Regions from separate parts of the Homo sapiens genome. Here region 1 is linked to region 2. A link is an interaction called in ENCODE POLR2A ChIA-PET data of the cell type or tissue named here. Cell type or tissue: PC-9. All regions are shown on one strand. Links, peaks and the distances in the headings refer to the core of each region. The heading gives the core; the rest is flanking DNA.

The links. Peaks named below come from ENCODE experiments on the same cell type or tissue, not always from the same donor. Only the 100,000 strongest peaks of a DNase experiment are listed, where the experiment ranks them.
Region 1: POLR2A ChIA-PET joins it to region 2 with 15 read pairs; 2 of 35 experiments call an interaction of 5 or more read pairs at or near these places.

What each region holds. Positions count from the first base shown.
Region 1 is chr19:49,257,709-49,273,827 of GRCh38, reverse strand. It overlaps LOC107985340 (a long non-coding RNA gene), which reads right to left. Exons shown (of 3, transcript XR_001753971.2): 3 at 4,332-4,425. Among named protein-coding and RNA genes, the nearest start is that of MIR4324, 43 kb to the left of the region's middle. In PC-9, for the core only: a CTCF peak has its summit at 7,198; no DNase peak of the experiment used is centred there.
Region 2 is chr19:49,704,878-49,720,996 of GRCh38, reverse strand. CPT1C (carnitine palmitoyltransferase 1C) reads right to left here. Exons shown (of 20, transcript NM_001199753.2): 9 at 15,883-15,990; 10 at 15,699-15,783; 11 at 14,893-15,088; 12 at 14,584-14,766; 13 at 13,374-13,479; 14 at 12,158-12,274; 15 at 10,513-10,677; 16 at 10,140-10,274; 17 at 9,036-9,188; 18 at 8,148-8,261; 19 at 7,933-8,025; 20 at 7,266-7,577. The coding sequence ends at 7,392. It also overlaps the pseudogene RPS9P4. Among named protein-coding and RNA genes, the nearest start is that of CPT1C, 22 kb to the right of the region's middle. RefSeq lists a cis regulatory region at 3,044-3,579. In PC-9, for the core only: no CTCF peak of the experiment used is centred there; DNase peaks (open chromatin) are centred at 7,326 and 8,416.

The DNA of each region.
Region 1 (16,119 bases), core at 4,788-8,787, 450 kb after region 2:
GTGCCCAGGCTGCTCTTGAACTCCTGACCTCAGGTGATCTGCCCGCCTTGGCCTTTCAAAGTGCTGGGATTACAGGGGTCAGCCACCATGCCCAGCCTATAATCATTATTATTATCAAGAACAGTGTTAATCCATGAGGATTAACAGATTTAAGCATGAAAGGCAAATTTATAAAGTGTTTAGAAGTTATGTGGAAGAATAACTTCATGATCTGGGGGTTAAGAAAGACGTATTAGGGCCGGGCGCGGTGGCTCATGCCTGTAATCCCAGCACTTTGGGAGGCCGAGGCGGGCAGATCACCTGAGGTTGGGAGTTTGAGACCAGCCTGACCAACATGAAGAAACCCCATCTCTACTAAAAATACAAAATTAGCCAGGTGTGGTGGTGCATGCCTATAATCTCAGCTACTCGGGAGGCTGAGGCAGGAGAATGGCTTGAACCTGGGAGGTGGAGGTTGCGGTGAGCCAAGATCGCGCCATTGCACTCCAGTCTGGGCAACAAGAGCGAAACTCTGTCTCAAAAAAAAAAAAAAAAAAGAAAGAAAGATGTATTAAATAGCTTTTAGAAAATATTAACCATGAGGGAACTGATAAATTTGAGTTCATTAAAATTTAGAACATTTTTTCATCAAAAGACACCAATATAATAATAACAATAATAATAATTTATAGGTTTTGGTATAGAAGTTTTGTACTTTTGTGTTAGATCTATTCCTAGGCACAGAAAATATCTTGTTATTATAAATGTTATCTTTATTTTTTTATTACCTATTTATTTCTTGCTGGTATGTAGAAACGCTATTAATATTGTTTTCTATTAACCCTGTATCCAGCAACCTTGCTAAACTCACTCATTAATCCTAGTAATGTATTTATAGATTTTTTTTTTTTTGAGACAGAGTTTTGCTCTTGTTGCCCAGGCTGGAGTGCAATGGCATGATCTCGCAGACTGCAACCTCCACCTTCTGGGTTCAGTGATTCTTCTGCCTCAGCCTCTCGAGTAGCTGGGACTAAAGGCATACGCCACCATGCCTGGCTAGTTTTGTATTTTTAGTAGAGATGGGGTTTCACCATGTTGGCCAGGCTGGTCTCGAACTCCTGACCTCAGGTGATCTGCCCACCTAGGCCTCCCAAAATGCTGGGATTACAGGCATGAGCCATTGCGCCCGGTGATTTTTTTCCTTTTTATATACAGAATCATATCCATAAATAATAGTTTTATTTCTTCTTTTCTAAACCATTTTTTTCATTTTATTGTACCTTGTGTCAATGACTCATTGCCACCATAATGCTGCATAACAAACCACCTCAAACTTCAATGACTTAAAACAAGAATTTTTTATTACAGCTTATGAGTCATTATTTTGGGCTCAGCTAATATAAAAGGGAATGGGCTGCCTCTTGGCTAATCTAGACTAGCTTGAGCTAGTACCACTGGAGTGATTCAGCTCTAATATATATTTCAGTTTCCAGCAGATTAGCCCAGACATGTCCTCATAGCGATGGCGGAAGAGTTAGAGAATAAGCAGTAACAAGTAAGGTCTCTTGCAGCACAGGCGCTGAATCGGCATACAAGCCCAGGTTCAAGGAGCAGGAGAGTAGATATGATCTTAGACAAACTGTAGAATCACATTGCAGAGGGGGTGGATATAGGAAAAATTGAAGACTTGGTACCATGAAGGCCATCAGTCTACACAAACTTTAAATTCAATTTGACTAGAAGGGATGGTGGCAGACATCCTTGTCTTATTCCTGACTTTGAAGGAAAACCCTTCAATGTTTTATCAAGTATAATGTTTACTTTATGCTTTTTTTATAAATACCTCCTATGAAATTAAAGATGTTCTTTTCTACTCTAATTTGCTAAGAGGTTGGCTTTTATCTTATTTTTTATTTTGTAGAGAAGGGATCTCGCTGTGTTGCAAGGGCTTATCTCAAACTCTTGGCCTCAGGCAGTCCTCCTGCCTCATCCTCCCAAAGTCCTGTCCTGGGATCACAGCACGAGCCACCATGCCCAGCTACTTTTGTTAATAAATGAATGGTTATTGGGTTTCATCAAATATTCTACAAATTGAGATGGTCATATGATCTGTATCCTTATTATGTTATCACTGATTTTCTTTTAAGCAAAATCATTTGTGATATATAGTTTTCATGTATTGATGGATTTCATTTGCTGGTTATTTTTTGGGACCTTTGCATCAAGGTTTATGAATGACATTGGTGTGTGATTTTATCATAATTCCCTTGCTAGACTAGGTACTCAAGTTATACTCGTCTTGCCACTTTTTCTATTCTGGAAGATTTTACACCAAACTGACAGCATTTACTTCTTAAATGTCTGACACGATTCAGTGAAGTCATCTTCACCAGAAGTTTGCTTTGGAGCAAAGTTACTAATTACAGAAGCAATTTATTCAGTGGTCCCCAATCTTTTTGGCACTAGTGTGGGGGGTGGTTTCAGGATGAAACTGTTCCACCTCAGATCATCACACATTCCATTCTCATAAGGAGCGTGCAACCTAAATCCCTCACATGCACAGTTCACAGCAGGGTTCTAGCTCCTGTGAGAACCTAATGCTGCCGTTGATCTCACAGGAGACAGAGTTCAGGCAATAATCCCTGCTTGCCTTCCACTCAACTCCTGCTGTTTGGCTGGTTCCTAACAGGCCACAGTCAGTCAGGTTTACTAATTGTTCAAATATTTTTTATATAGGCATTTATTGCTTTAAGTTTCCCTCTTAGTACTGCTTTTGCTGTATTTGTAGGTTTTATTATTTTTATTTATTCATTTAATCTTTGAGACAGAGTCTCACTCTGTTGCCCAGGCTGGAGTGCAATGGCACAATCTCGGCTCACTACAACCTCTGCCTCCCGGGTTCAAGTGATTCTCCTGCCTCAGCCCCCTGAGTAGCTGGGACTACAGGCACCCATTGCCATGCCTGGCTAATTTTTGTATTTTTTGTATTTTCACTATGTTGGCTAGGCTGGTCTCGAAATCCTGACCTCAAGTGATCCTCCCGCCTCGGCCTCCAAAAGTGCCGGGATTACAGGCATGAGCCACCATGCCCAGCCTCCACAGGTTTCAATATGCTGTATTCCCATTTTCCTTTGTGTCGAATTTCCTTTTTGATTTCTTTATCAACCCATTGGTGGTTTAGGAGCATGTTGCTTAATTTCCAAATATTTGTTTCCAATGTTCTGCCTATTAATTTCTAGATTTACTCTATTGTCAAAAAAGATAATATGATTTAGCTTTTTAAAATTTGTTAAGACTTGTATTATGGCCTAACATATCATCTATACTAGATAATGTTCCATGTGGTTTTGAGAAGAATGTGTATTCCATGGCTACTGGATGGAAGGTTCTGTAAGTGTCTTGTTAGGTCTGTTTGGTCTGGAGTGTAGTTTAACTCTGATATTTCTTTGTTGATTTTTGTCTGGATGATCTGTCCATTGCTGAAAGTGGAGTGTTGAAATCCTCTACTATTACTGTATTGCAGTCTATCTCTCCCTTTAGGTTTATTTAAGATTTGCTTTATAAATTTAGATGTTCCAATATTGGGTGCATATATATTTATTATTGTTATATCCTCTTGTTGAATTGACTATTTTACCATTCTATAATGGCCTCTTTGTCTCTTTTTACAGTTTTAGGCTTAAGATCTATTTTATCTGATATAACTACTTGTTCTTTTTTGCTTTGCATTTGCAGGAAATATCTTCCCATCCCTTCACTTTCAGTCTGTGTGTGTCCTTTCAGGTGAAGCGAGTCTTTTGTAGACAACATATTCAGTTGACCCTTGAATGATGTAGGGTTAGGGGCACCAACCCCCATGTAGTTGAAAATCTGCGAATAACTTTTGACTCCCCCAAAACTTAACTACTAATAGCCTAATGTTGACCCGAAGCCTTACCAACAATATAAAAAGTCGATTAACACATATTTTATATGTTGAATCTATTATACACTATATTTTCCAATAAAGCAACCTAGAGAAAAAATGTTATCAAGAAAATCATAAGGAAGATAAAATATATTTAATGTTTATCAAGTGGAAGTGATCATCACACAAAGGCCTTCATCCTCGTGGTCTTCACATCGAGGAGTCTGAGGGAGAGGAGGAGGAAGGGCTGGTCTTGCTGACTCGGAGTGGCAGAGGTGGAAGAAAATCTGCATGACATTGGACTCCTGCAGCTCAAACTCATATTGTTCAATGGCCAACTTTAGTTAGGTCATGTTTTTTAATCCGTTCAGCCAGTCTGTCTTTTAACTGGAGAATTTAATCCATTTACATTCATGGTAATTATTGATAGGTAAGGGCTTACTACTGCCATTTTGTTACTTTTTCCTAGTTGTTTTGTAGATCTTTTCTTCCTTTTTCTCTTAGTCTTCCTTTCTGATTAAGGGATTTTCTCTAAAAATCTGGAAAAATGAGAACAAATGAAACCCCAAGTTAGTAAAGGAAAAAAAAATAAAGATCAGAGCAGAAATAAACTAGAGAATTAAATACAAAAGATCAACGAAACAAAGAGTTGGTTTCTGAAAAGATAAACAAAATCAACAAACCTTTAGCTAGACTAAGTATGAAAGAGAGATGATTCAAATAGATCAAAGGCCGGGTGCAGTGGCTCACGCCTGTAATCTCAGCACTTCGGGAGGCTGAGGTGGGTGGATCACCTGAGGTCAGGAGTTCAAGACCAGCCTGGCCAATAGGGTGAAACCCTGTCTCTACTAATAATACAAATATTGGCTGGGCATGGTGGTGGGCACCTGTAATCCCAGCTACTAGGGAGGCTGAGACAGGAGAATCACTTGAACTGGGAGGCGGAGGTTGCAGTGAGCTGAGATCACGCCATTGTACTCCAGCCTGGGCAACAAGAGTGAGAGTGTCTCAAAAAAAAAAAAAAATGACAAAGGAGACATCACAATTGGTATCACAGAACTACAAAGGATCATTAGAGACTATTATGAACAACTATATGGAAAACTTAGAAGAAATGGATAAATTCCTGGACACATATAACCAGCCAATATTATGAAGAATTAGAAAACCTGAACAGACCAATAATGAGCAACAAGCTTGAATTAATAAAAAGTTTTCCATTGAAAAAAAGCTCTGGATCTAATGAATTCAGTTACAAATTCTACCAAACATTTAAAGAACTGTAGCTGGGCATGGTGACACGTGCCTGTACTCCCAGCTACTTGGGAGGCTGAGGTGGAAACATCAGTTGAGTCCAGGAGTTCAAGTCCAGCCTGGGCAACATAGACCCTATTTCTTTCCTTCTTTTTTTTTTTTTTTTTGAGACAGAGTCTCACTCTGTCACCCAGGCTGGAGTGCAGTGGCGTGATCTCAGCTTATTGCAACCTCCACCTGGTTGAAGTGATTCTCCTGCCTCAGTCTCCTGAGTGGCTGGGACTACAGGTGCACTCCACCATGCCCAGCTAACTTTTTGTATTTTAGTAGCGACAGGGTTTCACCATGTTGCCCAGGCTAGTCTCAAACTCCTGAGCTCAGGTAATCCTCCTGCCTCGGCTTCCCAAAAAGGTGGGATTACAGGTGTGAGCCACTGGGCCTGGCCGATGCTATTTCTTTAAAATAGCACATCAAGAAGGTCATTTGCCATGATTAAGTGGGATTCATCCCAGGGATGCAAGGATGGTTCAACATATGCAAATCAATAAACATGATACATCACATTAATAGAAGGACAAAAACCATATGATCTCAAATTCAACATGCCTTCATGATGAAAACCCTTAACAAATTAGATATAGCAGGAACATAGTTGGTTACAATAAAGGCCATATATAACAAACCCACAGCTAGCATCATACTCAATGGGGAAAAAGTTGAAAGCTTTGCCTCTAAAATACAGAAAAACACAAGGTTGTACCACTTCTATTCCACATAGTACTGGGAGTCCTAGCCAGAGCAATTAGGCCAGGGAAAGAAAGAAAGGGCATCCAGGGGTGGGGGCGCATGCCTGTAATCCCAGCTACTCGGGAAGCTGAGGCAAGAGAATCACTTGAACCCAGAAGGCAGAGGTTGTGGTGAGCCAAGATCATGTAATTGCACTCCAGCCTGGGCAACAAGAGCGAAACTCCATCTCAAGAGAAAAAAAAGCATCCAACTGAAAAGAAGGAAGTCAAATTGTCCTTGTTTGCAGAAGACATGATCTTATATATAGAAAACCCTACAGCCTCTCCAAAAACCTGTTAGATTAAACAAGTTCAGTGAAGTTGTAGGACACAAAATTAACATACAAAAATCACTAGTGTTTCTATATACCAACACCAAACTATCTGAAAAAGAAATCAAGAAAACAATCCTGTTTTCAATAATAACAAAAATAAAATACATAGGAACAAATTTAACCAAGGAGGTAAAAGATCTCTACAATGAAAACTATAAAAAATTGGTGGAAGAAATTGAAGAGATTACTAATAAATGGAAAGACATCCAATGCTCATGGATTGGGAGAATTAATATTGCTAAAGTGTCCATACTACTCAAAGTAATGTACAGATTCAATGCAATTCCTGCAAAAATACCAATGACATTTTTCACAAAAAAATCCTAAAATTTGTATGGTGTAGGGACTAGCCCCACAGGGTCAGTGGGTTTTTCTCCGTGTGTGTGGAGATGAGAGATTGTAGAAATAAAGACACAAAACAAAGAGATAAAAGACAGCTGGGCCCGGGGGACCACTATCACCAAGAGGCAGAGACTGGTAGTGGCCCCAAATATCTGGCTGTGCTGTTATTTATTGGATACAAGACAAAGGGGCAGGGTAAAGAGTGTGAGTCATCTCCAATGATAGGTAAGGTCCCCTGGGTCATGTGTCCACTGGACAGGGGGCCCTTCCCTGCCTGGCAGCCGAGGCAGAGAAAGGAGAGAGAGACAGCTTATGCCATTATTTCTGCATATCAGGGACTTTTAGTACTTTCACTGATTTTGCTACTGCTATCTAAATGGCAGAGCCAGGTGTACAGGATGGAACATGAAAGCGGACTAGGAGCGTGACCACTGAAGCACAGCATCACAGGGAGATGGTTAGGCCTCTGGATAACTGCGGGTGAGCCTGACTGATGTCAGGCCCTCCACAAGAGGTGGAGGAGTAGAGTCTTCTCTAAACTCCCCCGGGGAAAGGCAGACTCCCTTTCCCAGTCTGCTAAGTAGTGGGTGTTTTTCCTTGGCACTGACGCTACCGCTAGACCACAGTCTGCTTGGCAACGGTTGTCTTCCCAGACGCTGGCGTTACCGCTAGACCAAGGAGCCCTCTAGTGGCCCTGTCTGGGCATAACAGAAGGCTCGCACTCTTGTCTTCTGGTCACTTCTCACTATGTCCGCTCACCTCCTGTCTCTGTATGGCCTGGTTTTTCCTAGGTTATGATTGTAGAGCGAGGATTATTATAATATTGGGATAAAGAGTAATTGCTACAAACTAATGATTAATGATATTCATATGTAATCATGTCTATGATCTAGATCTAGTATAACTCTTGTTGTTTTTACATATTTTACTATAGTGGAACAGCTCATGCCCTCGGTCTCTTGCCTTGGCTCCTAGGTGGCTTGCCGCCCAGAGTATGGAATAACAAAAGACCCTGAATAGCCAGAGCATTTTTTTTTTTTTTGAGATGGAGTCTCACTCTGTTGCCCAGGAGGCTGGAGTGCAGTGGCATGATTTCAGCTCACTGCAACCTCCGCCTCCGGGGTTCAAGTGATTCTCCTGCCTCAGCTCCTGAGTAGCTGGGACTAAAGGCGTATGCCATCATGCCCAGCTAATTTTTTGTATTTTTAGTGGAGATGGGGTTTCACCATATTGGCCAGGCTGGTCTCCAACTCCTGACCTCAGGTGATCCACCTGCCTCAGCCTCCCAAAGTGCTGAGCCACTGAACCCGGCTGATGTTGAGCATTTATTTATATACTTGTTGGCCATTTGTATGTCTTCTTTGGAGAAATATCTACTCAGGTCCTTTGTCCACTTTTTAATTAGGTCGTTTGGTTTGTTTGCTATTAAGTTGTATGAGTTCCATTCATATTTCGGATGTACATTGCAAATATTTTCTGATTCCATAGATTGCCTTTTTTTTTTTTTTTTTTTTTTTTGAAATGGAGTCTCACTCTGTCACCCAGGCTGGAGTGCAGTGGCGCAATCTCCGCTCACTGCAAGCTCCGCCTCCCGGGTTCATGCCATCCTCCTGCTTCAGCCTCCCGAGTAGCTGGGACTACAGGCACCCGCCACCACACCCAGCTAATTTTTTGTATTTTTAGTAGAGACGGGGTTTCACCATGTTAGCCAGGATGGTCTCGATCTTCTGACCTCGTGATCTACCTGTCTCGGCCTCCCAAAGTGCTGGGATTACAGGCGTGAGCCACCGCGCCTAGCCTCTTTTTTTTTTTTTCCTGCTGTGCAGCTTTGGCAGATGCTAGGGCTTATGGGGAATGGGGAGATGTTGGTTAAAGGGTACAAACTTTGAGTTATAAGATTATTAAGTTCTGGGGATCTAATATATACATGGTGGCTACAGTTAATAATACTGTATTATTTACCTGAATTTGATAAGAGAACAGATTTTTTTTTTTTTATTTGAGACAGTCTCGCTCCATCGTGCAGGCTAGGGTACACTGGTGCAATCTCAGCTCACTACAACCTCTGCCTCCTGGGTTCAAGTGATTCTCCTGCCTCAGCCTCCCGAGTAGCTGGGATTACAGGCACCCACCACCACACCTGGCTAATTTTTGTATTTTTAGTAGTTTTGCCACGTTGGCCAGGCTAGTCTTGAACTCTTGACCTCAGGTGATCTGCCCACCTCGGCCTCCCAAAGTGCTGGGATTACAGGCGTGAGCCACCACGCCCGGCCAGAGAACAGATTTTAAGTGTCCTCATCACATACATACGCACGCGCACACACACGATAATTATGGTGGTTATGGATGTGTTAATTTGATTGTGGTAATCATTATACAGTGTATACATAAATCATATTATGCCTTGAATATATACAGTTTTTGTCAATTAAATATTTTTAAATTTAAAAAGAATATACTTTATTAACCATTAAAATTATTAATTAAATCTGAAAAGCTTTTGAGCTTCGTGTTTTGGGGGCATCAGTAACTGGATCTTTTTTATTGTGTATTACATTGTATGAATATGCCACTATTTGGAGGCTATTGTGAATAAAGTGGCAACAAATATTCTCGTACATATTTTTATGCACATAGACGTGACTTTATGGGTCATAGAACAGGTGTTTTTGTCTTTAGGGAGTCTGCCAAACACCCGTCCAAAATGGTGAAATCACTTTCCGCTCCCGCCAGCGATGGAAGGGCGCTGCGGTCACTGCACATTCTGGACAGTATCTGATGAGCTCAGTGTTTTCAGTTTTGGTCGTGCTGGTAGCTGTGCGGTAGTACCTGATTGTGGCTTTAATTTGCATTTTCATCATGAGTAATGATATCTAGCACTTTTATATGGCTATTGGTCATCTGAATAGCTGCTTTTGTGAAGTCCCTGTTCAAGTCTTTCACCTTTTCTTAGGCTTTTTTTTTTTATTGTTTTGTAGGCATTATTTATATTCTGAATACAAGTCATTTGTCACATGTGTGCATTACAAATGTGTTCCGTCTGTGGCTTACCTATTTACTTTCTTAAAGATGTCATTGAATTTTTAAAAACGTCTTAATTTTAATGAGGTTGAGTTCTAATTTTCTTAGTGCTTTCTTTGTGTATATTTAAGAAAATGTGCTACCCAAAGTCAAAGTGATATTTTCATATTTTTTTGGAATCTCTTTTGTTTTACCCTCCACATTTATATCTATGATTCATCTTGAATTAATGTTCGTGTGTCATGTGAGGTGGGCTCAAGCTTATTTTCTACATAGATATCATTATTCTGGCACTACTTATTGAAAAGACCATCCATCGCCACCCAATCACAGTGGCAATTCTATTATAAATTAAGTGACCACATAGGCTGGAGTATATTTATGGACTCTCTTTTCCATTGATCTATTTATTATCCTTTGCCAACACCACACTCCCACCCCTCTCTCCAGCCCCTCCCCCATCTCCCCCGCCCCTCCCCTCCTGTTTTAATTATGTAGCCTTAGAGTAAATCTTAAGATAATAAGATAAGTCCACGGTAAGTTAAGTCTTCCAACTTTGGTCTTCTTCAAGATAGCCTTAGCCATTCTAAGGTCTTTGGCTTTCCATATAATTTTAGAACGAGCTTGTCTGTTTCCAAAAAACCAACAATATGGGATTTTGTGTTTAAGATTGCCCTGAATCTGTAGATCAATTTGGGGATAATTGACATTGTAAAAATGTTCAACTTGCCAACTCATGAACATGGTAAAATTCTCTAAGTGTTTTGCATTGTTTTGTAGTTTTCAGCGAGGTCTTACACATTTTAACTACATTGATTACTAAGTATTAAATTTCTTTGATGTTTTAAAATAGTATTTTCCAATTATTTGTTGCTACTATACAAAAATATAATTTTTTGTACAATCGCCTTATATATAGGAACTTTGCTAAATTCGATTACAAACTTAATTTCATCCATTTGTAGATTCTTTTTACATATACAATATCTGGGTTTTTTTTTTCCTGAGACAGGGTCTTACTCTTTTGTCCAAGCTGGAATGCAGTGGCATATCAGCTCACTGCAGCCTCAAACTCCTGGGCTGAAGAGATCCTCTCTCCTCAGCCTCCTGTGTAGCTAGGACTACAGGCGTGTACCACCACATCTGGCCAATTTTTTATTTCAATTTTTGTAGAAATGGAGTTTTGCTATGTTGCCCAGGCTGGTCTTGAGCTCCTGGCCTCAACTGATCCTCCTGCCTCACAGTACTAGGATTATAAGCATGAGCCACTGTGCCCAGCTACATACATGATCTCTTGACAGTATACTTACATCACCTTTAAATAAGGAAAGTTTTATTTACTTTGATCTTTATACTTTTTTTTCTTGCCTTATTGCACAGGCTAGGACCTTTAATACAATGTGGAATGAACATCCTTACCTTGTCCCCAAACTCAAGAGAAAAGCATTCATATTTCATTGTTCAGTGTGATGTTAGTTATAGGCTTAAGGAAGCTGTAGATTAAGGAAGTTGCCTTCTATTTCTAGTTTTCCCACCATTTTTTTTTTCAATTGTTCTCCAATATTTTTCTTCTACATATTATGAACCCCACAATACATTGCTGCTATTGTTACTTTAAGCACTCATTAGTCTCAAATTTGCCTACACGGTCTTGCTCTGTTGCCCAAACTGGAGTGCAATGGCATGATCAGCTCACTGCAGCCTCAAAACTTCTGGGGCTCAAGTGATCCTCTCTCCTCAGCCTCCTGAGTAGCTAGGACTACTTTGACCTAGGTAGTAGCTGGGACACCCTTTCAGGTTTTCTTTATTCCTTTCTAAATTTTATGTTATTATTTTTTAACTGACAGATGAAATTGTATGTATTTGTGTTCAACATGATGTTTTGAAATATATATACATTGTGGAATGCTAAATGTAGCTAATTTACATATCTAATATTTTTGTGGTGAGAATATTTAAAATCAGCATTTTTCAAGATTACAGTGTAGTTATTAACTTTAGTCACCATGTTGAATGATAGTTATCTTAAACCTATTCTTTTCATCTAACTGAAATTTTGTATTATTTGACCAACAACTCCCCAGCACCCCACTCCCCCATCATCCCCACTCTGGTAACCACCATTTTAGTCTCTACTTCTAGATCAACTTTTTCAGATTCCACGTATGAGTGAAATCACGCAGTATGTGTTTCTGCGTCTCTTATTTTACTCTTACATCTCTTTCCAGCTCCAATAATATTCCTTCAGCCCAAAGATTTTTAATATTTTTTGCAGTGCTGATGTGCTAATGACAAATTCTCCCAACTTTTGTCTGTCTGGTAGCATTATTTCATCATCTTTTATTATTTTTATTGAGGTGAAATCCACATAACATAAAATTAGCCATTTTAAAGAAACACTTCAGTGGCATTTAGTACTTTCACAATGTTGTGCAACCACTATCTCTATCTAGTTCCAAAACATGTCAACACCCCAAATAGAAACTCTGCACCTGGGAAGCAGTAATTCCTCTCCCTCTGCCCAGCACCCCCCTAGTAACCTCTAATATGCTGTCTCTATGAATTTGCCTATTCTAGATATTTCATATAAATAGAATCATAATATTTGTCTTTTTGTATCTGGCTTATTTCATTTAACATGTTTTCAAGGCTCATCCATGTTATAGCATGTATCTGAATTTCATTTTTTATGGATGAATAATATTCCATTGTAGGGTATACCAGAGTTTATTCTTTTTTAAATCTTTTTTTTTTTTTTTTTTTTTTTTGAGGCGGAGTCTTGCCCTGTCGCCCAGGCTGGAGTGCAGTGGCGCGATCTTGGCTCACTGCAAGCTCTGCCTCCCGGGTTCACACCATTCTCCTGCCTCAGCCTCCCGAGTAGCTGGGACTACAGACGCCTGCCACCATGCCCGGCTAATTTTTTGTATTTTTAGTAGAGACAGGGTTTCACTGTGTTAGCCAGGATGGTCTCAATCTCCTGACCTCGTGATCCGCCCGCCTCGGCCTCCCAAAGTGCTGGGATTACAGGGGTGAGCCACTGCGCCCGGCCTGAGTTCTTCCTTTCAAGTCAGGTGTGTATGTACCCGGAAGTGGAATTGTTGGATCCAATGGTAATTGTTTTACTTTTTGAGGAACTGCCAAACTGGTTTTTACCATGGCTGCTCCAGTGGACATTCTTATCCTCAATGCATAATGATTCTAATTTCACCACATCCTCCCCAGCAGTTGTTATTTCCCACTGATTTTTTTTTTTCTTGTAGCCATCTTCATCAGTGTGAAATGGTAACTCTGGTCTTGATTTGCCTGCCTCTAGTGATTAGCAATGTTGAGCATCTTTTCATCTGCTTTTTGGCCATCTGTTTATCTTCTTGGAAGAAATGTCTATTGATGTCCTTTGCCCTTTTTAAAAAATTGATTTTTAAAGTAACAGATGCAAATTATATATATTTATCATGTACAACGTGATGTTTTGGAACATGTATATGTAGTGAAATGGCGCAATAGGGCTAATTAACATACTTTGCCCATTTTTTTTAACTGAGTTTAGTTTTTTTTCAGTTGTAGGAGTTATTTTTATATTCTGGATACTCGAATCTTACCAAATACTTGATTTGCAAATGTTTTCTCCCATTCGATGGGTTATCTTTTCACTCTCTGATAATGTCTTTTGATGCACAAAAGGACAAATTTTGGTGTCATATTTAAGAAACCATTGCCAAACCAAGGTCATAGAGATTTGCTCCCCAACATTTTCTTCTAAAAGGTTTATAGTTTTTGCTCTTACATGTAGGTCTTTTATCCATTTTGTTAATTATTGTGTAGAGTGTAAGGATCCAAGGTTATTTTTTTTGCATGTGTATATCCAATTTTCCCAATATCTGTTGGAGAAACTGTCTTTTTCTCATTGAGTACTCTTGGCACTCTTGTTGAAAATTGACTACATACATAAAGGTTTATTTCTGGGCTATTCTATCCTATGGTATCCTGTTGGTTTATATGCATTCTTGTACCAGTCCCATGCAGCTTTAATTACTGTAGCAGTATAATAAGTTTTGAAATCAGGAAGCATGAGTCCTCCGACATTGTTCTTTGTCAAGTTTGTTTTGGCTCTTCTGGGCCGCCTTTAATTTCCAGATGAATTATATCATCAGCTGGTCATTTTCTGCAAAGAAGCCAGCTAGGGATTTTGAGATGGACTGCATTAATTCTATAGATCAACTTGGGAAATATTGCCATCTTAATACTTAGTTTTCTGGTTCATAAACATGGGATTTCTTTTCATTAAATCTTCTTTCAACATGTTTTGTAATTTTCAGAGTATAAAATTTGTCCTTTTGTTAAATGTATTACTAAGTATTTTATTTTTTTTTTTGACACTGCATTAGGCCACTTTTGCATTGCTATAAAGGAATACCTGACTGGTATTCCTATTGGTCTATTGTGCATCCTTATACCAGTCCCATGCTGCTTTAATTTATAAAGAAAAGAGGTTTTATTTTGGCACACGGTTCTGCAGGATATACAGGAAGCATAGTGCTAGCATCTGCTTCTGCTGAAGGCCTCAGGACACTTAAAATCTTGGTGGAAGGTCATAAAGAGCCAGCATGTCACTTCTACTACACACGAGCAGAAGCAAGAGAGAGAGGAGGAAGAGCCACACACTCTTAACCAGATCTCACAAGAAGCCATTCACTATCAAGAGGTCAGCAACAAGCCATTCATCAGAGATCTGGCCCCATGACCCAAACACCTCTCACCAGGCCCCACCTCCAACAGTAGGGATTACATTTCAACATGAGATTTGGAGGGGACAAACATCCAAACTGTATCACATACTATCATATATGGAACAGTTTTCTTAAATTTTGGATTTTTTGCAAGTATATAGAAATACAATTTTTGTATATTGATCTTGTATTCTGCAACCTTACTGAACCTATTGGAGTTCTAATAGTTTAGTGGATTCCTTAGGATTTTCTTTATACAAGATCATGTTATATGGGAAGAGAGACAGTTTATTTCTTTTTCATTCTTGATGTCTTTTATTTTATTGTCTTGCCTAATTTCTCTGGCTAGAATCTCCAGTACAATATTGAACAGAAGTGGTGAGAAAAACACTCATGTCTTATTCCTGATCTTGGAAAGGATTCAGTTTTCACCATTAAGTATGATGTTAACCATAGATTTTTTTTTGTAGATTCCCTTTATCAAGTCAAGATTTCCTTCTATTTCTAGGTTTGTTGAGTGTTTATCATGAAAGGTGTTGGATTTTGTCAAGTGCTCTTTATATATCTACTGTGATGATCATATGGGTTTTGTTCTTTATTGGGTTTTGTTCTTTATTCTATTGATATAACATTGATTTTCAGATATTAAACCAACCTTGCATTCCTGGAATAAATCCTGCTGGTCATAATGTATATTCCTCAAAGGGCACAGCTTTAGACATGCATTGTCACCCTAGGATGACAGTGGTTTTAGGTGGGCTCTCCTGTCTCTTTCCCTCACCACACTCAGCTTTTAGGCTCCACTAATTGCCACCTGATTATTGTTTTTGACAATGCTCTGAGGCATAAATTGTTCTGCATCTGGTCCACTTAAATTTAGGCTCCCTTAAAGGAGTAGTTTTAGAGGTTGGTGTTTGAGAGTTGTTCTGAACCCAGGAGTGACCTTCTTAGCTGTTTCCCTGATTCTCTCTGGTATACTAGTTGGCCTGTGGTTTAGCTTGTGTCTCATGAAGCTACCAGCTTCCTCTTAATTACTTACCAACAGAACCTCCTCCACCATTTTCGAGCATGCCCTTAGGCTTGAGCTCTCCCACGCTGTTTCAAGTCAAGTCAGTTCTTTGGGGAGAGACTTTCAGAGCTCTTTGTTCTGAAGGCTTGGCTTTCTCCCTGAGTAAAATCTCCAGAGATGGGTAGGGACAGTGGCCTATTTCTCTCTGAGCGACACAGCTGCCTTAGCAGCAGGTTGCTGGATGGGGCATTAAACTTTCTTATCAACTTGCCTCTCCTGGAATGTAACCTTAGCCTTACACATGAGCTAGGGCCAGGGGAGATCAGGGCTCCAGCATTCTCAAATGGCTGGGGTGGAGCCTCTGCCCTAAAAGAGGGGAGGAGCAGTACTGGATAGAAGAAGGGAGCTCCTGACCTTTTTACCACACTTGCAACAGGTAGCTGGAGAGGAATGAGAAATGCTGGTGGCCTGTCCCTCCTGGGAAGATACTATAGCCTTCAACTGGAAGCAAGGCAGAGAAAGAGCCGTGTGTGTGTGTGTGTGTGTGTGTGTGTGTGTGTGTGTGTGTGTGTATATATATATATAAATTTTTTTTTTAATACGGAGCCTTGCTGTCACCCAGGCTGGAGTGCAGTGGCGTGATCTTGGCTCACTGCAACCTCCACCTCCCGGGTTCAAGCAATTCTCCTGCCTCATCCTCCCGAGTAGCTAGGATTACAAGCACGTGCCTGGCTAATTTTTGTATTTTTAGTAGAGATAG
Region 2 (16,119 bases), core at 4,911-8,910:
TTGGGAGGCGGAAGTTTCAGTGAGCCATTGCACCACTGCACTCCAGCCTGGGCGACAGAGTGAGACTCCGTACAACAAAAAAAACAAATTTGAGTCTGGCTACCAGTACAACCACGCAACCTGAATCCAGGGCACCAAATACCAAAAGACCTGGGGCCTCCAGATATCAGTCACCAAGGGTCCCCACACCAAATGCCGAAAACCCTGGAGCATCCTGAGGGTGGCCAACAGTGAACCCCAAAGGCACAACTGAGGCTATGGAACAATGTGACTCCGGCATCCCAGAGTCAGAACAAAGGGGTTCCTCTCCAAAATAAAGAATTCAAAACAAGGAAAGTGCCCTACCTGATACAGAATAGCAAAAATTGCTCAAATAGCCAGAAGAAATGCTACCAGTCCAACAGTGAAATAAGCGTCATAAGCATGCATTTTGGCACTAAGAGCAGAAAAGTAAAATACGAGAAAAGGCCTGAGACAGGTGACAAGGCAGGTTATAAAGGGTGTGGCTGGGCTGGGTGTGGTGGCTCACACCTGTAATCCCAGCACTTTGGGAGGCCGAGGCGGGCGGATCACGAGGTCAGGAGATCGAGACCATCCTGGCTAACACGGTGAAACCCTATCTCTATTAAAAATACAAAAAATTAGCCGGGCATGATGGTGGGCGCCTGTAGTCCCAGCTACTTGGGAGGCTGAGACAGGAGAATCGCTTGAACCCGGGAGGCGGAGGTTGCAGTGAGCCGAGATCGCGCCAGTGCATTCCAGCCTGGGCGACAGAGCGAGACTGTCTCAAAAAAAAAAAAAAAGAAAAAAGAAAAAAAAAAAAAAAAGAAAAGGAAAAAAGAAAAGAAAAAGAAAGGAGCTCTTTCTCAGTGAACGGGTCCTGCACTCAGGCGCAGACGGGGAAGCGGAGCCAACATGCCAGTGGCCCGGAGCTGGGTTTGTCACAAAACTTATGTGACCCCGCGGAGACCCTTCGAGAAATCTCGTCTCGACCAAGAGCTGAAGCTGATCGGCGAGTATGGGTTCCGGAACAAACGTGAGGTCTAGAGGGTCAAATTTACCTTGGCCAACATCCGCAAGGCCGCCCGGGAACTGCTGACGCTTGATGAGAAGGACCCACGGCGTCTGTTTGAAGGCAACGTCCTGCTGCGGCGGCTGCTCCGCATTGGGGTGCTGGATGAGGGCAAGACGAAGCTGGATTACATCCTGGGCCTGAAGATAGAGGATTTCTTAGAGAGACGCCTACAGACCCAGGTCTTCAAGCTGGGCTTGGCCAAGTCCATCCACCACGCTGGCGTACTGATCCGCCAGCGCCGTGTCAGGGTCCGCAATCAGGTGGCGAACATCCCGTCCTTCATTGTCCGCCTGGATTCCCAGAAGCGCATCGACTTGTCTCTGCGCTCTCCCTATGGGGTGGCCGCCCCGGCCGCGTGAAGAGGAAGAACGCCAAGAAGGGCCAGGGTGAGGGTGGGGCTGGAGACGACGAGGAGGAGGATTAAGTCCACCTGTCCCTCCTGGGCTGCTGGATTGTCTCGTTTTCCTGCCAAATAAACAGGATCAGCACTTTACAATTGGAAAAAAAAAGAAAGAAAGGAAAGTAAGAGTAGCAACCTCATAGGCAGAGTAGCTCTGAGGATCGTTGGTTGGTTATTTTAATGGTTAGTTGTTGAATATATGCTAAATAAAAGGTGAATTACACATGGGTTTTCTAGATAAGAGGCAGGGAGTTCCCAGAACCTGGGCTTTCACCCCGTCCAGACCACACAGGGTAACTTTTCAGCATGGCCATGGCATTTGTAAACTGTCATGGTGCTGGTGGCAGTGTTTTTAGCATGTTAATGCATTACAATTAGCATATAATGAGCAGTGAAAGTAACCAGACGTCACTTCCTTTTTAGTTGTTGTTGTTTTTTGAGATGGAGTTTGGCTCTTGTTGCCCAGGCTGGAGTGCAATGGCGCGATCTTGGCTCACCACAACCTCTGCCTCCCGGGTTCAAGAAATTCTCCTGCCTCAGCCTCCCAGGTAGCTGGGATTACAGGCAGGCACCACCACGCCGGGCTAATTTTGTATTTTGAGTAGAGACAGGGTTTCTCCGTGTTGGTCAGGCTGGTCTCGAACTCCTGACCTCAGGTAATTCACCCGCCTCGGCCTCCCTAGGTGCAGGGATTACAGGCATGAGGCACCGGGCCCGGCCCCAGAGGTCCCTTTCATTGTCCTCTTGGTTCTAGCTGGTTTTAGCCAGTTTCTTTTGCTGTTTTCTGTCTTATGAGTGAGGTCTTGTGTCCTGTTGTCTTGGAAACCAGTCTTGCCAAATTCCTATCTCACTAGGGTATGAAAAACAAAGACAAAGGTTAGAGTTATTAAAAACTATACATTTGGATCAGGAGCCAGTGGACATAAAACTGAGCCTCTGGGCTGGGCCCAGTGGCTCACGCCTGTAATTCCAGCACTTTGGGAGGCCAAGGCGGGTGGATCACCTGAGGTTGGGAGTTCAAGACCAGCATGGCCAACACGGGGAAAACCTGTCTCTACTAAAAATACAAAAATTAGCTGGGCGTGGTTACGCACGTCTGCAATCCATTACTCGGGAGGCTGAGGCAAGAGAATCACTTGAACCCGCGAGATGGAGTTTGCAGTGAGCCAAGATCACGCCATTGCACTCCAGCCTGGGCTACAGAGTGAGACTCTGTCTCAAAAAAAAAAAAAAACTGAGGCTCTGAAGAGGAGGCACTGCTCAGATGGTGCTGGTGTTTCTGAGCTCAGAGGAGGATCACTAGAGACTGGAATTTTCTTTCTTTTTTTTTTTTTTTTGAGACGGAGTCTCGCTCTGTCACCCAGTCTAGAGTGCAGTGGCGTGATCTTGGCTCATTACAAGCTCAGCCTCCCGGGTTCATGCCATTGCCCTGCCTCAGCCTCCCGAGTAGCTGGGACTACAGGTGCCCGCCACTATGCCCGGCTTATTTTTTGTATTTTTAGTAGGGACAGGATTTCACCGTGTTAGCCAGGATGGCCTCGATCTTCTGACCTCGTGATTGACCCGCCTCAGCCTCCCAAAGAGCTGGAATTACAGGCGTGAGCTACCGCACCCGGCCCGAGACTGGAATTTTCTCAGGCAGGGGTGCTGGTCTGGCATCCCCAAATGGTCTGGCATCTCTGAGGATGTGCAAGTTTGGAAAAACTGCAAATTGGATTTAGCTGCTGCTACAGGAAAGAACTGCCTTGGACAGGGTGAAGAAGCTTTGCTGACGCAGATGAGAACAGGAAACCAACGGGAAGTAAGCAGAGAGCAAACAGGAAGGAGCAAGAACCCTTTTCCTCCTTCAGGCTCTACGGTCAGTCTGGCACCCCCTATTGGCAGAGGCTAACACACCACTTGGCAAAGTGAAAGTGGGGTTTTCAGAGTCCCATTCCCAGTTACCCAAAGCCCAGTGCTGGGAAATAGATTTGAAGCCAAGAGATAATAGCTTAAGAAGTGGTACACATAATAATAGTATGTGCCAAGGACCAGCAATTATGATTAATCCAATTCTGTACCCCTGAGGACCAAATATATTTTTGAAAGACTACTTGCAAAAAAAAAAAGTCGTGGCCGGGCGCGGTGGCTCACGCCTGTAATCCCAGCACTTTAGGAGGCTGAGGCGGGTGGATCACGAGGTCAGGAGATCGAGACCATCCTGGCTAACATGGTGAAACCCCGTCTCTACTAAAAATACAAAAAAATTAGCCGGGTGTAGTGGCGGGCGCCTGTAGTCCCAGCTACTCGGGAGGCTGAGGCAGGAGAATGGCGTGAACCCGGGAGGCGGAGCTTGCAGTGAGCCGAGATTGCGCCAGGCAGTATTCCAACCAAAAATAAATTTCTTGGTCAGGTGCAGTGGCTCACGCCTGTAATCCCAGCTACTCGGGAGACTGAGGCACAAGAATCATTTGGGCCTGGGAAGAGGAGGTTGCAGTGAGCCGAGATTGCACCACTGCACTCCAGCCTGGGTGACAGAGTGAAACTCGGTCTCAAACAGGCGGGGCACGGTGGCTCAAGCCTGTAATCCCAGCACTTTGGGAGGCCGAGGCGGGCAGATCACATGAGGTCAGGAGTTCTAGACCAGCCCGACCAACATGGAGAAACCCCGTCTCTACTAAAAATACAAAATTAACCGGGCATGGTGGTGCCTGCCTGTAATCCTAGCTAACTTGAGAGGCTGAGGCAGGAAAATCTCTTGAACCGGGGTAGGTGGAGCTTGTGGTGAGCCGAGACTGTGCAATTGCACTCCAGCCTGGGCAACGAGAACAAAACTCCGTCTCAAAAAAATAAATAAAAATAAAAGCAAATTTCAAAAAAGAATATGAGGGTTGAGGCTGAGGTGTTTGCAGTTTGTATTCTTTATTCCTGTGTAAAAAAAAAAGTTACCCCAAAGTATAGCAACTTGAATTAACAAACATTTATTATCTCACATAGTTGTTAAAAGTCAGGAAATCAAAAGTAGCTTAGCTAAGGTGGTTCTGGCTCCGTGTCCCTCATGAAGTTGTGGTTAAGCTGTCAGCCGGGTGACAGTCATCTGAAGGCTTGACTGGGACTGGAGGATCTGCTTCCAAGATGGCTCACTCATGTGTGCCTCACTGGCTGTTGGCAGGAGGTCTCAGTTCTTTACCACGTGGGCCTCTTCATGGGCAGCTTGAGTGTCCTCATGACATGGTGGCTGGCTTCCCCCAGAGCAAGTGATTGAGAAACAGAGCAAGAAGGAAGCCACAATGTCTTGTGTTGTTTTGTTTTGTTTTTTGTTTTGTTTTGAGACACAGCCTTGTTCTGTTGCCAGGCTGGAATGCACTGGTGCAATCTCAGCTCACTGCAACCTCCGCATCCCGGGTTCAAGCGATTCTCCTGCCTCAGCCTCCTGAGTAGCTGGGACTACAGGCACATGCCACCACACCCAGCTAATTTTTGCATTTTTAGTAGATACAGGGTTTCACCATGTTGGTCAGGATGGTCTCGATCTCTTGACTTCGTGATCAGCTCGCCTCAGCCTCCTAAAGTGCTGGGATTACAGGTGTGAGCCACCATGCCCGGCCAAAAGAAAGCCACAATGTCTTTTGTGACCTAATCACTATTTTTTTTTTTTTTTTGAGACGGGGTTTCACTCTTGTTGCCCAGGCTGGAGTGCAATGGCGCGATCCCGGCTCACCACAACCTCTGCCTCCCGGGTTCAAGCAGTTCTCCTGCCTCAGCCTCCTGAGTAGCTGGGATTACAGGCATGCACCACCATGCCCAGCTAATTTTGTATTTTTAGTAGAGATGTGGTTTCTCCATGTTGGTCAGACTGATCTCAAACTCCTGACCTCAGGTGATCCACCCGCCTCCGCCTCCCAAAGTGCTGGAATTACAGGCATGAGCCACCGTGCCCAGCCCCCACTTGTGGACATTTTTTAAACCATCACAGAGTTGGCAGTCTGGCTGGGGTGGTTGGGCTGGTAGAGGTTGAGCCATTTAGAATTTTGATTTTGTTGTTGGGTTGTATTATTGTTTGACTCAGAAGCAGTGAGGGTTAGATTGATGGCGCGTTGGAACCGTGGTATTGGTGGGGTGGGTGATTGGGTTTGGTGTTGATGGCTGTAGTTGGGCTGGTGGAGATTGTAATGGTGGGGGTGGTGGAGCACAGTGAAGGTGTGCTCGGGGATGATGGTGTTTAAAGTCATCACTGGCCGGGCGCGGTGGCTCACGCCTGTAATCCCAGCACTTTGGGAGGCCGAGGCAGGCGGATCACGAGGTCAGGAGATCGAGACCATCCTGACTAACACAGTGAAACCCCGTCTCTACTGAAAATACAAAAAAATTAGCTGGGCGTGGTGGCGGGCACCTGTAGTCCCAGCTACTCGGGAGGCTGAGGTAGGAGAATGGCATGAACCCGGAAGGCAGAGCTTGCAGTGAGCTGAGATCACGCCGCTGCACTCCAGCCTGGGCGACGGAGCAAGACTCCGTCTTAAAATATAAATAAATAAATAAATAAAAATAAAGTCATCACTATGGGTCAAGGTAAAGTGTGGGTTATGGTGGAAATGAGAAGGGATATTTGGTGGGGATGGTGGAGCTTGGAGTTGGACGTTGTGTTGGTTGTGTGGTTCGAACTGTAGTTGAGTTGTTGTGTATAGTGGGGTGTGGCATCATGGAGTTGCTGATTGCTGGAATGATGGCAGCGTTAGGGTGGTGTGCACTGGGCAGTGCATTTCCTAGTTATGGGAGCTGAATCCGTCATTGAGGAAGAGGTTGAAATGGCTGGAGTAGGCCAGGCACAGTGGCTCATGCCCATAATCCCAGCACTTTGGGAGGCCAAGGTGGGTGGATCATTTGAGGTCAGGAGTTCGAGACCAGCCTGACCAACATGATGAAACCCCAAAACCCGTCTCCACTAAAAATACAAAAAAAAATTAGCCGGTCATGGTGGCGGATGCCTGTAGTCCCAGCTACTCGGGAGGCTGAGGCAGGAGAATTGCTTGAACCCAGGAGGCAGAGATTGCAGTGAGCCAAGATTGCACCACTGCACTCCAGCCTGGGTGACAGAACAAGACTCTCTCTCAAAAAAAGAAAAAGAAAAAGAAATGGCTGGAGTTGGGGTTGGGTAATAAAAATTTTCGTGGGTTCGTTTGGGGATTGTCAATTGGGGTGGCTGGATCTTTAGGTTTGGAGATGGATTTTTTTTTTTTTTTTGAGACAGAGTCTTGCTGTGTCCCCCAGGCTGGGGTGCAATGGCACGATTTCTTCTCACTGCAAGCTCCGCCTCCCGGGTTCATGCCATTCTCCTGCCTCAGCCTCCCGAGTAGCTGGGACTACAGGTGCTCGCCACCATGCCCGGCTAATTTTTTTGTATTTTTAATAGAGACGGGGTTTCACAGTGTTCGCCAGGAAGGTCTTGATCTCCTGACCTCATGATCCGCCCACCTTGGCCTCCCAAAGTTCTGGGATTACAGACATGAGCCACCGCGCCCGGCCTGGAGATGGATTTGAGGTGGACAGTGGTGTTGGGGCAGCAGGAATTAGGCTCAGGAGAACTTGTGAGGTTGTGTTTGATTGGCACTGGCCTTGGAGGGTTGGGTTTGGTATGAGTGAAGCTGGAAATGAAGTACACTGGGCAGGTGTTGCGGGCTGTGGTTGAAGCTGTGACTGCAACTGGGAATCCCTGGCTGGGCCTGGGAATGGATGGGAGCTTCTGTCCTCCTCCACCCTGGTCCTTACCTCTTCTACCCCTGCCCTGCCCAAGAGCATAGCAGACACCACACACCCAGCTCACACATCTTTATTGGCCTGGATGTGGGGTTGCCAAACCAGTTGCCCCTGTCCTGTGTCAGCCAGCTGTGGCAATTTCACCCTTATTCCTTGGAGAGGCCAGCTGCCTGCTGGAAGGAGTCAGAAGTCGGTGGATGTCATTGAGGCCTTGGAGGCCCCAGTCTGGCGGGAGAGAAATCCACACCTGTGCCTGGAGTTCTCCTTCCCTGACCCTCTGAACCGGCGCTTAAAATGCTGTCCCGCCTGGAACAGGGAGGCCACATCCAGCAGTGCGTCCTCAATGTGCTGCCCCAGCCTGTGGGAATCCTGGAAGGAGAACAGGTCAGAGCCAGGGGAAGCTGGGAGATGGGATCCTGGAGGCTGAGAAACAAGAGGGCTAAGGGCCTGGATTCCTGAGTCTGAGGGAGGAGGAGCTGGGGCCTGGACTCCCGAGTCTGAGGGAGGAGGGGCTGGGGGCCTGGACTCCCGGGTCTGAGGGAGGAGGGGCTGGGGGCCTGGACTCCCGGGTCTGAGGGAGGAGGGGCTGGGGGCCTGGACTCCTGGGTCTGAGGGAGGAGGGGCTGGGGCCTGGAATCCTGGGTCTGAGGGAGGAGGGGCTGGGGGCCCAGACTCCTGGTTCCTGAGGAAAGAGGGAGTTGGTGGGTATACACGTTTGTCTCACCGTTTTTGTGCTTGATTTTTTGCTGGAGATGTGGAAGGTGATCATGCCATCCCCCATGAAGATATAAGAAACACCATAACCATGGTCATCAGCCTGGAGACGGAAAGAGTGAAGGGAAGAAAATAGCTCCGGTCCCCTCCACCCCCACTATGCAGGAGTGCAGGCCCCCCAGCCCCCTCTTTCCTCTGGGGGCCAGCGCGCCCAGCTCCACTCACAGGCCCGAATCCACCGCCTGAGGAAACATAGTCCGGGTAATTGTGGACGTCAAACAGATGCATTTGCTGAACAGGGATCTGGCTGGTGGACAGCTGCCACTGCTCCGAATGGACCTGAGGACAGGAGCCCATCACATGTGCAGGACAGAGATCTGCAGTTCCGGCCCTTGGCTCCACTTCACTCCCTGCATCCCTGGCTTTTTTTTTACCCGTAAATCCGGGCCTCCTTCTCCCTAACCACGCCCTTCTCCTGACCACGCCCTATCTGGCCACGCCCCTCACTCGTCTCACCACCCACACCCACGTCCCTCTCCTCTTCTCCCTCGGACCACGCCCCTCCTCTGACCACGCCCTTTCCTCTTATCCCCACCCCACTGACCCTCTCCCCTTTTGTCTGCTCCCGTTGTCCCGTTGCCTCTCCGCCTTCTGCCTTGCCGCCCCCCCACAACTGACTTCTCTGCTGACGCATCCTTTCTCAACATCACCCTCCTTTTTTTTTTTTTTTTGAGACAGAGTCTTGCTCTGTCGTCCAGGCTGGAGTGCAGTGGTGCGATCTCAGCTCACTACAGCCTCCGCCTCCCGGGTTCAAGGGATTCTATTGCCTCAGCCCTCCCAAGTAGCTGGGATTACAGGTGCCTGTCACCATACCCAGCTAATTTTTGTATTTTTAGTAGAGACAGGGTTTCGCCAAGTTGGCCAGGCTGGTCTCGAACTCTTGACCTCAAGTGATCCGCCTGCCTCGGCTTCCCAAACTGCTGGGATTACAGGCGTGAGCCACCGTGCCCGGCCTTGATGGGTCCTTTTTCAACATCACCCTCCTTCCCTGAAACCTCTCCCTTCTTCCATGGTCTCCCACTTCCCTCTCTAACCCTTTCCCTGTGCCCCAACCTGGGTCAGGAAGGGCGACTGCAGGTGGAGGAATCGGGACACGATGTACAGCGCAAACAGGTGGCGGTCAACTCCCTGCCCGCTCATGGCTGCCTTCAGCAGAGCCTGGTGCTTGTCCACTGCCACGCGGAACAGGGCGAGGCACTGTGGGTCCTGCAGTCCCCAGGGAGGTCACAGGTCATGGAAAGACAGGAAGTCGACTTAGGGCTGGGCCTGCGGCACATCTGGCCTCAACTGAGTTTGCCACATCCCTGCAAGGTGGGAATATCAACCCCATTTTACAGATGGGGAACTGAGGCTTAGAGAGGGGAAATCATTTGGCCAGGTTCACACAGCCAGGGAGAGCCAGGCGGGTTCCTAGGTGTGTCTGGCCCCAGAGTCCAAACTCCTTCCATGGAACCACAATACCTTGTAGGTGCGGGGCTAGGTGTAGGGCAAGGGAGAAGAGGTGCAGGGCAGGTGGGATCTGGGCAGAGAGGGTACAGGGGTGCAAAGGAAGGTCACAAGTCACAAAGAGGTTAAATGGGCAGAGTTACGTTGTAAAAATGGAGTTCCAGCCAGGTGCATTGGCTCACGCCTGTAATCCCAGCACTTTGGGAGGCCGAGGCAGGGAGATCACCTGAGGTCAGGAGTTCGAGACCAGCCTGGCCAACATGGTGAAACCCCGTCTCTACTAAAAATACAAAAAAAAAAAAAAAAAATTAGCTGGGCATGGTGGCGGGTGCCTATAATTCCAGCTACTCAGGAGGCTGAGGCATGAGAATCGCTTGAACCTGAGAGGCAGAGGTTGCAGTAAGCCGAGATTGTGCCACTGCACTCCAGCCTGGGCAACAGAGCAAGACTCCATCTCAAAAAAAAAGAAATGGGGTTCCTTCTTGGGTGCACCCCCAGTGCCCTGTGAGACCACCATGAAAGCAGATATCACACTATGCTGGGCTGTCTCCCCCCATCAGTGAGCTCTTTGAAGTCAGAGGCCAGGTCCGATTCATCCCTTGTCCCTTGTGCTCCTCGTGGAGGCTGGCTTCAGTAGGTCCCATCAACGTTTGCAAGTGGATGAGTGAGTACACAGAAATAACTGAAGCCTCAAGCGAGGGCTGCACCCACCGTCTTCTCTTTGTCCTCCATGGCCCTGACAAAGTTGCAGGCCTCCCTCGTGCAAGACCGCACCGTCTCCGTCCGGCCTTCCAGGAATAAGCGAGTCATGGCCGACTCATAAGTCAGGCAGAATTGACCCCTGTCCTGGGGGACAGGGAGGAGAAGAGGAGTCTGTCAGCTGGGCTCAGGAGATCTTACAGACTTGACCTATCTCTGTCCAGACCTCCAGCCTCCTCCAGCCAGCCCAAGAATGGTTGGAAGAGAGAATTCAAGATGGCCGACCCACAATGGCAGCGACCACAAGGAACCGTGGAGGGGCAGGTCTTGGGGGCTCAGGTGGACTGAGACCCTGCGGGGGCTGTGGATGGGGAACCCAACTGACCCGGAAGTGGGCCAGTTGCAAGGCGATCTGGATGAAGCTGTCTGAAGAGAGGTGGCAGCGTCGGATGAAGCTCTTGCCAAATAGGGAGAATGGAACGACATGGCAGTCGACATTTTCAGACAAGATCTTGGCTCCCCTCAGGGCTAGAGAGATGGAGGAGTGGATCTGCCAGAGGAGGAGGGAAGAGGAGTAGTTGGGGTTACAGATGGGGGTAGGGTGAAAGCCAGGAATAAGGCTGGAAGCGGAGGTGGATGTGGAGTTAAGGTTGCGGCAGAATATGGAAATGGGGACAAAGAAGAGAAGAGAATTGAAGGATGAGACTAAAGATGGGGATAGGGGCTGGGCGTGGTGGCGCACGCCTGTAATCCCAGCACTTTGGGAGGCCGAGGCGGGCGGATCACCTGAGGTCGGGAGTTTGAGACCAGCCTGACCAACATGATGAAACCTCGTCTCTACTAAAAATACAAAAAACTAGCTGGCCGTGGTGGCACGTGCCTGTAGTCCCAGCTACTTGGGAGGCTGAGGCAGGAGAATCGCTTGAACCCAGGAGGCAGAGGTTGCAGTGAGCTGAGATCGCACCACTGCACTCCAGCCTGGGTACAGAGCAAGACTCCGTCTCAAAAAAAAAATGCCGGGCGCGGTGGCTCACGCCTGTAATCCCAACACTTTGGGAGACTGAGGTGGCTGGATCACCTGAGGTCAGGAGTTTGAGACCAGCCTGGCCAACATGGAAAAACCTCATCTCTATTAAAAATAAAAAAATTTAGCCGGGTGTGGTAGTGGGCACCTGTAATCCCAGCTCCTCAGGAGGCTGAGGCAAGAGAATCGCTTGAACCTGGGAGATGGAGGTTGCAGTGAACTGAGATCGTGTCATTGCACTCCAGCCTGGGTGACAGAGCGGGACTCCATCTCAAAAAAAAAAAAAAAAATGGGGATAGGGATGGCATGTGTAGACTGGAACAAGATTGGGGTTGGGCCACAGTTGAAGCTGGGGTTGGGGATGGGGATGGAGGAGGGACTGAGAGTGGTTTGGGAATAGAACGGGGAAGGGGTTGGGTATGGGAAGTGAATTCGAGTTGGGCATGGGTTGTGGTTGGAGGTGGGGTTGTGGCTGAGTACGGGATGGGGTTGGTGTGGGGTATGGGGTTGAGGTTGGGTATGGGATGAGTTGGGCATGGGTTGTCATTGGAAGTGGGGTCGTGGCTGAGTACAGGATGGGGTTGGGGTTGGGTATGGGGTTAGGGTTTGGTATGGGGTGGAGTTAGGATGAACATGGGAATGAATTCAGGTGGTGTTGGGATGGGATTGGGTATGGAGATGGATTTGGAAGGAAAATGGAGTAGGGGTTGGTGCTGGGGTTGGACAGTGGTGGTTTTTGAGTCTGAAACAGGTAGAGATGGGGTTGGGGTTGAGGATGGGATTGGCAGTGGGAGGACGGTTGGAGTTGGGGCTGGAGATGAGGTTCGTGTTGGGGTTTGAGGTTGTGGATGCATATGGCCTGATTTGGGGGTGGGGGAAGCATGGGTTTCGGGTTGGGGGTAGGAATGGGGTTGATTTTCACGTTCAGATTAGGGGTGGGGATGAGTTTGAAGTCAAGGCTAGGAATCTTGGGACTTGGAGGAGAGGCCCAGAAACCCAGCCTCACCTGGTCTGGAAGGTCCCATTGCAGCCGCTGGGGCTGGGGTAGTGTGGGGTCCGGGTGCCCCTTGCAGTGGCCGTCTGTTGAGTAGCCCAGCTGAAAGCATTCTGTAGCCAGAGTGAACTGTGGGCAAACAGAGGCTGTTAGAGTCCCTTCCTCCCTGTGGACTGAGGCCATCTAACCCGGGACCTCTTTTCATGCAGCCCTTTTTCGGGTAGGGGGCAGTCCCTGAGAAACAGAAACCTCTGATATTCACAGATGCGGTCTCAGGTTCATGTTCATCAAGAACAGGACTAACACCAATACTCAACTGGTGTTTACTGTCCTTATTTTCTTTTCCTTTTTTGACAGGGTCTTGCTCTGTCATCCAGGCTGGTGTGCAGTGGTGAAATTATAACTCACTGCAGCCTCAAACTCCTGGGCTCAAGCCATCCTCCTGCCTTAGCCTCCGGAGTAGCTGGGGCCACAGGCATGTACCACCATGACTGGCTGGTTTTGTTTTTTTTGTTTTTTTTTAACGTTTTTTGTAGACAGGTTCTCATTATGTTGCCCAGGCTAGTCTCAAACTCCTGGGCTCAATTGATCTTCCTGCCTTGACCTCCCAAAGTGCTGGGATTACAGGCATGAGCCACTGCACCCAGCCTGGAGTCATCTTCTTGCTCTGTAACTCCTCGCTGTGTGACTCTGGGAAAATCACTTCCCTTCTTTGAGCCCCAGTTACCAACTCATCAAAGGAAGGTCCTCATCCCAGTCCCCTTTCTTTGCCAGGTGACCCTGGGCCAGCCTCTGCCTCTCCCTGAGCCTCAGTTTTTCTTTTCTTTTTTTTTTTTTTTTTTTTTTTTTGAGATGTATTCTTGCTCTGTCGCCCAGGCTGAAGTACAGTGGCACAATGTCAGCTCACTGCAACCTCCACCTCCCGGGTTCATGCGATTCTCATGCCTCAGCCTCCCGAGTAGCAGGGATTACAGGCACACACCACCATGCCTGGCTAATTTTTTTGTATTTTTAGTAGAGGCAGGGTTTCACTATGTTGGCCAGGCTGGTCTCGAACTCCTGACCTCATGATCCGCCCACCTCGGCCTCCCAAAATGCTGGGATTACAGGCATGAACCACCGTGCCCGGCCAAGCCTCAGTTTTTCTTCTGACACTAAGGCGCTGGAGAGGACGGTCTTTGGAGATGGGGCAGGGGTCCCCAGAACCAGGGAGGGCTGGCCGCCCTACCTCCCACATGTGTCCTGAGATGGGGCAGTCGGCCCAGGAGTGCTCCACGCTGAGGCCCAGCTTCCCGTTAGAGAAGACGATTAGGGTGAAGGATTTGTCAAACCAGCTGTCAGGGAGAGTTCAGATGGGTCACCAAGAGCGAGGGGCACGGGGACCTCAGAGTGCTTTCTGTGGGACTTGAGGGGGTTTTCTAGATGGGAAGATGTGGGAATCCATTGGGGTGCTGGTATGGGGATCTCTAGGACCATTGGGGGTCCCCAGTAGTGGCCCTGGAGGTCTCCAAGACATGTCTGGGATTTAGAGTTTGGAGATTGTTTTTTTGTTTGTTTGTTTGTTTTGAGATGGAGTTTCACTCTTGTCGCCCAGGCTGGAGTGCAGTGGCGCGATCTCGGCTCACTGCAACCTCCGCCTCCCAAGTAGCTGAGGGTTCAAGTGATTCTCCCGCCTCAGCCTCCCAAGTAGCTGGGATCACAAGCATGCACCACCATGCCCAGCTAATTTTTGCATTTTTAGTGGAGATGAGGTTTCACCATATTGGCCAGGCTGGTCTCAAACTCCTGATCTCAGGTGATCCGCCCCTCTCAGCCTCCCAAAGTGCTGAGACTACAGGCATGAGCCACCATGCCCAGTCTGGAGTTTGGAGATTTTTAGGAAACTTGCCGAGGAAGGTTCAAGGCTTTTGGGGGTGCTGGGAGGTCAGCGGGACCCCCCTGGGGCCTAGGAATTCAGTGATGCCTGCCAGGCCTGAGAATCTCTAGGTCTGGAAGTCTGGGTCTAGGGCCATGGATTTGGGGTGCCTGCATTAAGGCCTGAGGATTGAATGGTTCAAGTTCTGAGGCTGAGGTTGCCAAGTCTGGGGTCCCTGGGCCTAGGGGTCCTGGGTTTGGTGGTCCTCAGATCTGGGGTCTCTGGGTCTGTGATGCTGAGTTCTCTGGGTCGGAGGGTCCAGCTCAGGGGTTTGGGAGTCTCAGATTTGGGGGTCACTGGGTCTGGTTTATAGGTCTTGGGTCCCAGGTTGAGGGGTTCCCCAGGTCAGAGGTCTCCAGGTCCCAAAGCACTGGGTCTGGGGTCCTCAGCTCTATGCAGCCCCTGGTCTACAGACTCTGCAGGTGTGGGCTCCAGGGTCTGGCTGTCTACTGTCAGGGGTCCTAGGTCTGATACTGGATTCTCGGGTGCCACATCTGGGGGCCCCATCCCAAGACTCACTCACCGATCATGGCCCCGGCCGGCCAGCAGAGCATGGGCGTAGGCATCCAACGACGCTGCCGGGTCCTCCCTGGTGAGCCCCGCGGGCTCAGCATCCAGTGACACAAAGAAAGCGGCCCCTTCCACCGCCTCCAGGGCCTCCGCTGCCTGGGTCTTCAGGGATGTCCGCACCTGGGCCCACGTGCCCCTGGAGGGCCCGGGATGTGCCTGAGTCCATCCTGCCCAGCCGCCACCTGGCCCCACCCTGCCCTTCCACAGTCTCAGGACACTGGCGGCCTCTGAGAGCCCCTGACCCCTGACCCCTGACCCTTACCTGGGAGCAGCTGTCAGAGCTGCCAGATGTTCCTCGTGGGGGCAGGCCGGTGAGGGATCATCCAGGATTCTCTGAAACTGCTGCTCCAGGGCTCTCGGGGAAAGCAGGCTGTTTCGGGAGTGGGTCCCCATGCGGAAGAATCGGCCCCGGTGGAAGACAGCCACGTGTTGGCTGTCATGGAGGTGGCGGATGTAGTCTAGGGGTGGCGTTGGCAGAAGCATGGGGGCAGGAAGGCCAGACACATAAAAATAGTGACCATTTATTATATACTTCTTAGGTGTCGTCAGTTGTTCAAAGTACCCTAGTAATCATCAGCACCCTAGGACTTTTATTTACTTAGTATTTGGAGACAAGGTCTCGCTCTGTCGCCAGGCTGGAGTGCAGTGGTGAGATCTCAGCTCACTGCAGCCTCAACCTCCGGGGCTCAGGTGATCCTTCCACTTCAGGCTCCCGATTAACTGGGGCCACAGGTGCATATCACCATGCCTGGCTAATTTTTAAATTTTGTATATAGACCGGATCTCACTACGTTGCCCTAGGCTGGTCTCGAACTCCTGGCCTAAGCAATTGTCCACCTCGGCCCCACAAAGTGCTGGGATTACAGGCATCAGTCACTGCGCCCAGCCCCTAGGTACAATTATTATCCCACTTTAGTGGAAGCTGAGGCTCAGAGAGGGTAATAACGTGCAGAAGGTCACACAGCAAGGAAGCAATGGTTCCCAGCTCAGTCAGGCGGACTCCAGAAAACATGCTCTTAGCCACTATATTGTTCTGCCTCCATCAGTGGGGACAGGAGAGGGTCTCACCTTTTTGGACCCCTGGAATCCGCGTGGTGTTGAAGATCTTCTCGTACTGGGCAGAGCATAAGGGGCGCATTCCCATCAGCAAAGTCTGCAGGAAACCGTGGGCTGTGAGCTGCCTTCCAGGACCCACGTGGCCCAAAGGCCACAGGACCACACCTCCATCCCTAACCCACTGGGGCCCTCTCACCGGGGGTATCTCCTGGCGGTTCAGGCGGTGGCGGTACAGGAGGAGGGCATGGACGGCATTCCCAGCGCGAGCTGCCTGCAGAGGCGTGGGTGTGACATACAGGAAGTCCTGGGGACCAGGAGAGGGGATGGCAAAACACCCAGGGTCAGGTTTGCCCCCGATGGAGCCACTGACCCAAATACAGGTCCTGACCCCAAAAGAGGGTGGAATGATGAATCCCAGATGGCGCGTCTAGAT